Linked DNA regions of Homo sapiens: region 1 is linked to region 2. A link is a contact called in ENCODE Hi-C or POLR2A ChIA-PET data. All regions are on one chromosome and are shown on one strand. Each heading gives the region's core, a stretch centred on a gene start or an enhancer-like site at or near the end of the contact. The rest is flanking DNA. Distances are from core to core; before and after follow the strand shown.

Region 1 (4,034 bases), core at 703-3,202, 470 kb after region 2:
CCTCGGCCTCCCACAGTGCTGGGATTAGAGGCGTGAGCCACCGCGCCCGGCCTTCACTCTTAACAGAAGTATGTGAAAGATAGAAAAAGACTGGTTCCTTTTTGATTGTTGAAGATTTCACCTTCGTCTGATGTCTTGGTGGGTATTTATCTGATGGTGCCATAAAATAAGATTTCAGGTGAAGAACGGGTATGCTTTCGTTTTTGAAAAGTTGGAGAAGAGCTATTGTGAACATGGGTGCTTTCCCAAGCAGGCTGATTTTAGGAAAGAGAATACATTGAAGTTGAGGATCAGATTTCCACAAAGCTATCTATAATTGAGCACCTCTTGGAAAGCATTTTGTACTCCCAACAGCATGGGAATCCCCAGTTTGAAGACCACTGGGGTAGACTCAAAAATGGCTAACCATGCCTTAAGAAAATATTGCCATCTAGTGGCAACTACTCAAGACATAGGCATAAAGACCTAAATGGTCCCTTGACCCTTTGAAGGACACCTCTGTGTGATTCAGCCACAAGGAGCAAAATATCTCATATTTATATTGTACGTTTACTTAACATTACTCTTTCTATATATATTGTGTTATCTAATATTCCAAGCAAGCCCTTAAGATGCACATGCTCTTTCCTGTTATAGATGAGGCATTTGAGGAACACAGAGAGTAATTTATCCAAGATCATATTTCCATTTATTTATTCCAGATCCATTTATCAGGCACTATTACATGACTGGCATTATTCTAGGCTTGAAGAAGGGGCATGGGTTATGGGTGAACTGAAAGATGACTAAGACACATGTCCTTATGTCATTCACAATCTAATGGGGACACAAAACTATGAATGGGGCAATCAGGACTTGTATCTTGGACTGCTAATGTGTATCAGTGTCCTCACTGTACCATGGTACAGTAAACATAAATGTCAGACTGGTGCTCGAGTGATCCTGGGAGTCCTTGCAGTCACATGAAGCCAGTATCAGAGGAGTGTGGTGTCCAAGCAAAATGAGTCACTGAATTAAAATGTCATTTGAACAGAGTGCCTGCCCTTCCCTCCCCTTCTAATCTGTTGCTTGTAATTTGCTGTTGGCTTGGAAACCCAATAAGGAAATTTATTAAAAGAGTATTTAAGATGAAAGAAAATTATCTGAATGAAAATCCCAGAAGCTCCCCGATGAGTGTTGTATATGAGCTTTGGAGCATAAACTTGACTTCTGCTTTGGCCATTCTTGGGACTTTCTTAAGATGGCCTGTCTCTGAGCTGAGGCCAGGTAGCTGAGTTAGGCAGTGAGCTGTGAGTGGGCAGTGTTATGTTCGAATCGATAATCGTGCTGTAACGGGCACAACATGTTAGGAAAGACCCACATTCTCAAGACATGTTGGCCTCCCCAGCCTCACCTTCAGGATCTTTCCCAACTCTGTGCACTGCAGAAATTGATGTTCTTTCTGTTTTTTGAACATTCCAAGTTCTTGCCTAACTCAGGCCTTTGTAATATTTCTCCTTCTCCTTTACTCTTCACATGCCTGGCTCTTTATCTTTCAGGATTCAGCTTAAATGTCACCTTTTTAGAAAGCCCCTCATCGACTGCTCTACCACATTAATACAGGGTCCTGCACCTAATCTATATGCTCTGCCAATACCTTGTTGTATCCTAAAAATGTCCTATTGACATTTTTCTATGCTAACTGAAACTGAAGCACTTAACCCCTTCTAACTAATACTATTTTGTCTACATCTTTATTGGTCTATCTCCCTCCACCAGAAAGTAAGCCTTGTGAGGACAGGGGTTGTGTCTATTTGGCTCATTTCTGTATCCCTACCACCTAGAAGAGACTTGGCATGTGGTAGGCCCTCAGTAAATATCAGTGAATGAATTGAATGAACACTCTTTCCCTCTTTGTCTCAGTGGCCATTCTCAGTAAATGCAGCCAGACGGCCAGACTGGCCTGGTTTTCTTAAATAGATTCTGACAGTTTTACTTGGCAGCTCATGAAGCAGGACTGCTGTGTGCCTTTGTTCCAGGAAATGGACTTCAAGTCACCTTCCCAGGGCCCAAGCTTCTTTGGGACAGGAAATCAGGCATTGATTAGGTACATAAAGTTGGGGCTTCCTAAGTCTACACCGCCATATCTTTGGTTAACTCTGGGTAAGAGGTCATAGTTCTGTTAGCTCTCCTCCATTCCTAACCACAACTGCACCTCTGTAAGGAGCCGGTTCTCTGGCCTTTGTGCCACAGATCACTGCAGCAGGGTGGCCCTGGGGCGAGTGGAGCTTCCCTCACTCATCCTTCCCTGCTTCTGGATAAACAATGCCAAGTTCATCATGCCCTGCTGGTATTAAGTCAAGAGTGGATGTCTTGTGAAAAGAACCATATGTCTCCTGTGAAGGGCTGAAAATGGACTGTTGAGAACCAATTTCCAGTGAGAGCCATGGGACCTAGGAAGAACCAAGGTCACTGAGCTCAGGGACTTTGGGAGACATCCATGAAGGTCCAGTTCATATGCAGTACTACTCTAAACATAGCAATGAAGAATCCCTGCCCTCTTAGAGGGAGGGGTGGGGCTGAATACTTCCCTTGCTAAGGAGCTATCAGTCAGCATCCTATCCCTGCCTCCAGAGCAGCCAGTCTTGCTGGGATTATGGCCTGCAGCCTCCAGTCTCCACTGCTTCACTTTCTGTTCACTTCTTCTAAACTCACTACCTTTCCAAATTCAATGCATACTCTCTCTTCCTCACTTACTGCAATCCACTTTTGAGTTCGTTGGATGGGGTAAGTACTTCCCACCCCAGGTCTTTGCACACTTTGGATGGAATAAATATTTCCCGTGTTTTTGCACACACTGTTCTGCCTCTACCTCCATAAAAAGGCACTTCTCCTCAATTAACATTGTTCTACCACCTTGTGGCTTCTGTTTTCACCTGTTAAGCAACCCAAACTGCATTTGCCAATGAATCAAAGGTGTATCTGTTTCTAAATGTGTGGATGCGTGTAGGGAGAACTGATGTTTTGTGAATGTTATCCTATCCAAGAGCATGGGAGACCTTCCCATTTGTTCCAAGTTTTTGCTGTGTTCCTGAGGAAAATTTTAAAGTTTTCATCATATAGACCTTGTACAATTCTTGGCAAGTCTATTCCTAGGAATTTTTAAATTTTTATTTTTGAGACAGGGTCTCACTGTGTTGCCCAAGCTGGAGCAGTGGCATGATCATGGCTCACTGCAGCCTCAACCTCCTGGACTCAAGCGATCCTCCCACCTCAGCCTCCTGAGTAGCTGGGACTATAGGGATGCACCACCACGACCCGCTAATTTTTGTATTTTTTTTTGTAGAGACGGGGTTTCACTATGTTGCCCAGGCTGGTCTTGAACTCTGGGCTCAAGTGATCTGCCCACCTCAACCTTACAAAATGCTGGGATTATAGTCATGAGCCACCATGCCTGGTCTGGGAATTTACGTTTTTTGTTGCTATTAAAAATAGTGTCTTTCCCCCACTATATCTAATTGATTGCTATTTGCATACATAAAAGATAATTGGTTTATAGACATTAATAGAATATTTGTTTTGTTTATAGTGGATTTTATATTTGATTCTGTTGGGTTTTCTAGATATATAATAATAGAATCTATGTAAATAGCGATACTTTATAACTTTTTTCCAGTTTTGATACCATGAGTTCTCTTCTCTTGTCTAACTGCATTGACTAACACATCTAGAAAGATGTTAAATAACATGGTGATAGTGGGCATCCTGTCTTGTTCCTAAGTTTAGTGAGAATGCTTCCCTTGCTTCCCCCTTAGGCATAAAGCTGAGTTTTTGGTTGTGCATTAATATGTTGAGTCTGTCCATATCTATCTTCACTGCTGTCATCTTAGTTCAAGACACCATGATCTTTCACCTGGACTACTGTAATAGCTCCCTAGTTTTCATTTTCTTTTCTTTTCTTTTCTTTTTTTTTTTTTTTGAGACGGAGTCTCGCTCTGTTGCCCAGGCTGCAGGGCAGTGGTGTGATCTCAGCTCACTGCAACCTCCGCCTCCCG
Region 2 (4,110 bases), core at 1,034-3,533:
ACTAGCCTCTGAAAGATTTCTACTGTAGAGAACAACGTGGCATTTCTTCAGGGGATGGAGATGACTCTGATAAGGTCTCTACACTTGAGTTCTGTTTTGGAAAAGTAGAGAAACCACCAGTAGAGTACAGGATGGCAAACATCTAGGAGAATCCAGAGCACACTACAGCCTGGTAGGAGGCTGAACCAGACTCAAAATACTTCAGGAAAGCATGATGTGGGTCAAGGGTTGCACCTAAGGAAGGTGAATAAATTCATCTCTTCCAATGGGGTAGAGCAGATGCAACCAGGCAGTACAATCAACAGTTTTTTCAGGGACTGAAAGGTAGTGGGGATCCTTTATGCCTGATCCAAGGAATGAGCCAAACATTAGTACCTCCTCCTCTTCCCAATTCTGCCTTTGTAACTTAACAAGCATTATTTATGCAGCCACTTAATTTTAAGGAGTTGGCTCTTAGACACTTAAGGTAGGAACAGTAATCTTTCCTGTTTTCAAGGAGATCGCTGTAAGAAAACAAGTGCATCAGACCCCTGAAAAACTACAGATTATGAAAAGCTAAAGGACAGACTGCTGACAGGGTTTCTGCTAGAGGTTTTGGAATGGTGGAAAAGAGGTAGAGACAGGGAGGTGAAGGAGAGGAAGAAGTGGCAAGTGCCTTTTCCCCCACTATCTCCCTGTTTTGGATTTTCCCCACAACTGTTGATATACATCTATAAATGAGAAATTCAATTATAACCAGCTTATTTAAAATATCCTCTATGATAGAAATCTACTTAAGTTAAAAAAATCAAAGGGAAACTAGATGCCTAATATGTAATAGCTAGTATTTTCATTCATTCATATGTTACCTATCAAGATTCTAAAATGTCCCCACTTTTCAGCAAGTCTTCAACCCACTGTTCCTAAAATTATTGACCACTTGGTCAGATAAGATTAAAGACCAATCATCTAAAACTCATTTTCTTTACCTGAGTCTGGCATAGCTCAGTCCAAAGTTTGGGGAACAGTGCAAGATGAAGTGGCAAACCTTCATAGGCAACTAGGACACCTAATATTTGAAAAGAAATCAGAATAGGTTATAATTATAAATTATACTAGTGAGATACTCAACTCTGCAGGTACAATATTACAGCTATTTCTAGTCATAACTGCATATTTTCTATATTTTAAAGTACATAAAGGGGAAAAATTCATTCCAATGTTTAGTGAAATATCTTAGAATGTGGTACTTTGAATTTATTTATATCCTATACCTCATTCCTGAAGGATATGGGACTTAAATCAACTCTTCTTTTTTGAGTATTAGAACTTTATCTGGGAAAAGAAAAAGTTACTGCAAGTGGCTCCAAATCTTTCTTGGATTAAGGTACCACTCTGCCTATTAGATAATTTTCATAGGGTGGCTAGACTGCAGGAGGGAGGAGGGGAAAGGTAAAAAAAAAAAAAAAAAAAAAAAAGTGGAGAATTAAACATATCTTTCCTCTTTTACCTTCTTTCTTCAAAGATAGAATGACCTTTGTGGTACATTTAAGTAAATGCGGCCCTTAACACCAGTTTCTTGGCTTGTTCCCAGGATCTTCTGAGTGGACCGCATCTGGCACTATGTCAGAGAGTGCTATTTGGAACCTCTATGAATTTACTTCTCCACTTCTTGACTATTCCAGATGTAAAATATGTCACTAAGATGTGTGCCCCTATCCTCTGTCATCCTATCTCTGAAAGTACAGAAGCTTCATTACCACAGTCCTAAATGAATTTCCCATCTTCCACATCCCCTAGGGTCCCCAGGGCAAGTATAATCATGGAGAAGAAGAAATATAACACAGACCATCCTCTTCCAGTTAAGAAAAGACTGAGTTAGACAAGGAGTCAGCAAACTTGTTCTGGGAAGGGCCAAATAGTGTTTGAGGCTTTGTGGCCATGCTCTGTTAACACAGCTCAACCCTGCTGAGGCAGTGTGAAGGCAGCCTTAGACAAGAGTAAGGAAATGGGTGTGGCTGTCTTTCAGTAAAACTTTACAAACACTGAAATGGGAATCTCATAATTTTCATGTCAGAAAATATTCTATATTAAAAAAAAATTTAAAAATATGAAAACTATTCTTAGCTAGCAGGTAGCCATGGTTATACAAAAACAGGCAGCATGTGGGTTGTAATTTGCCAAACCGTGGGTTAGACCAAGGACTTGAGAACATCCTACACAGGCAAGTCAGGTCACTCACTCAGAACTTACCAAGGATGCCTAGGATCCCTTCCACAGGTAAGCCAATTTATTTTCCTGTCAAGATGAGTCCCTTTAGACACAAGAGGCAAGGAAATGCTACTTCCCCTTTATCCTAACCTAATCTGGTTGGTGTTTGGCAGCATATACCCACCACGGTATCACCACACACATAGGTAAACAAGGACATGTCATCACATCTGTGGCTATAGGGAAGAGAGTTCCTACGTTCCCATGTTCCTGTATCCTAATTACTCATCAAAGTAGAGGAAGGGTTAGCAAACTATGGCCCTCAGGCCAAATCTGACCCATGGCCTGTTTTTATATGGACTTGTGAGCTAAGAATGGCTTTTTCTTTGAGACAGACAGTGTCTTCACTCTGTTGCCCAGGTTGGAGTGCAGTGGCGTGATCACAGATCAGGGGCAGCCTTGAACCGCTGTGCTCAAGTGATCCTTACACCTTAGCCTCCGTAGTAGCTAAGACTGCAGGCTGGGACAATTTTCTTAAAAAAATATTTTGGGGCCAGGCGCAGTGGCTCATGCCTGTAATCCCAACACTTTGGGAGGCCAAGGTGGGCGGATCACCTGAGGTCAGGAATTCGCAACCAGCCTGACCAACATGGAGAAACCGTCTCTAGTAAAAATACAAAACTAGCAGGGCGTGGTGGCACATCCCTGTAATCCCAGCTACTTGGGAGGCTGACGCAGGAGAATTGCTTGAACGCGGCAGGCGGAGGTTGCGGTGAGCCGAGATCGTGCCATTGCACTCCAGCCTGGACAACAAGAGTGAAACTCTGTCAAAAAAAAAAAAAAAAAAAGTTTTGGGCCAGGTATGGTGACTCACGCTGGTAATCCCGGCACTTTGGGAGGCCGAGGCAGGAGAATAATGAAACCCCGTCTCTACTAAAAATACAAAAATTGGCTGGGTGTGGTGGCACACACCTGTAATCCCAGCTATTCAGGAGGCTGAGGCAGGAGAACTGCTTGAACCCGTAAGGCAGAGGTTGCAGTAAGCCAAGATTATGCAACTGCACTCCAGTCTGGGTGACAGAGCAAACTCTCTCAAAAAGTTTTGTAGAAATGGGGTCTTGCCATGTTGCCCAGGCTGGTCTCAAACTCCTGGCATAATTCATCCTCTTGCATTGGCCTTTGAAAGTGCTGGGAGTACAGGCATGAGCCATCATATCCGGCTGGCTTTTACATTTTTAAAGGTTAAAAAAAAAAAAAAAAAATCAGCCAGGCTGGGCATAGTGGCTCATGCCTGTAACCCCAGCACTTTGGGAGGCCAAGGCAGGCAGATCATGAGGTCAGGAGTTCGAGACCAGCCTGACCAACATGGTGAAACCCCGTTTCTACTAAAAATACAAAAATTAGCCAGGCGTGGTGGCACGCACCTGTAATCCCAGCTACTCAGGAGGCTGAGGCAGGAGAATCACTTGAACCCAGGAGGCAGAAGTTGCAATGAGACGAGATTGTGCCACTGCACTCCAGCCTGGGTGACAGAGCCAGACTCTGTCTCAAACAAAACAAAAAAACCATTAGCCAAACAAAAAACAGTATGTTACAGAGACCTTGTGGCCTGTGGAGTCTAAAATATATAGTGTCCCCTCTTTGCAAAAAGAGTCTGCTAACCCACTAACCTCTGAACTAGAGGCTGCTCTGACATTAACCCTCTTATGGGCAAGCAGACTGTATACTACAATTTCTCTAGTCATTTCTCCCCTACTATCCCCCCAAAGTAAAATAATCTTCAATTTTTTTTTCTTTTTTTGAGACAAGGTCTGGCTCTTATCACCCACGCTGGAGGACAGTGGCACGATCTCAGCTCACTGCAACCTCCGCCTCCTGGGCTCAAGCCGTTCTCCCAGCTCAGTCTCCTGAGTAGCTGGG

The links. Hi-C counts contacts between places; a loop is a spot of excess contacts on that map. ChIA-PET counts read pairs that join two places held with the same protein, here RNA polymerase II (POLR2A). Pooled maps may share reads with other maps.
Region 1: a loop to region 2 is called in a pooled map, with 2.2 times the contacts of the local background. The contact joins two enhancer-like sites. A Hi-C loop is called at or near these places in 1 of 37 single-sample maps with no recorded cell type and 1 of 50 pooled maps. POLR2A ChIA-PET finds 5 or more read pairs at or near these places in 1 of 52 experiments (activated T-cell).

The regions. Positions count from the first base shown.
Region 1 is chr2:61,658,644-61,662,677 of GRCh38, forward strand. No RefSeq gene overlaps it. Among named protein-coding and RNA genes, the nearest start is that of XPO1, 120 kb to the left of the region's middle. Within about 2 kb of position 1,953, at least 9 of the 41 ENCODE cell types and tissues checked have a DNase peak (open chromatin) inside an H3K27ac peak, as active enhancers do.
Region 2 is chr2:61,191,933-61,196,042 of GRCh38, forward strand. USP34 (ubiquitin specific peptidase 34) reads right to left here. Exons shown (of 80, transcript NM_014709.4): 76 at 969-1,048. Among named protein-coding and RNA genes, the nearest start is that of C2orf74-AS1, 16 kb to the left of the region's middle. Within about 2 kb of position 2,284, at least 5 of the 41 ENCODE cell types and tissues checked have a DNase peak (open chromatin) inside an H3K27ac peak, as active enhancers do.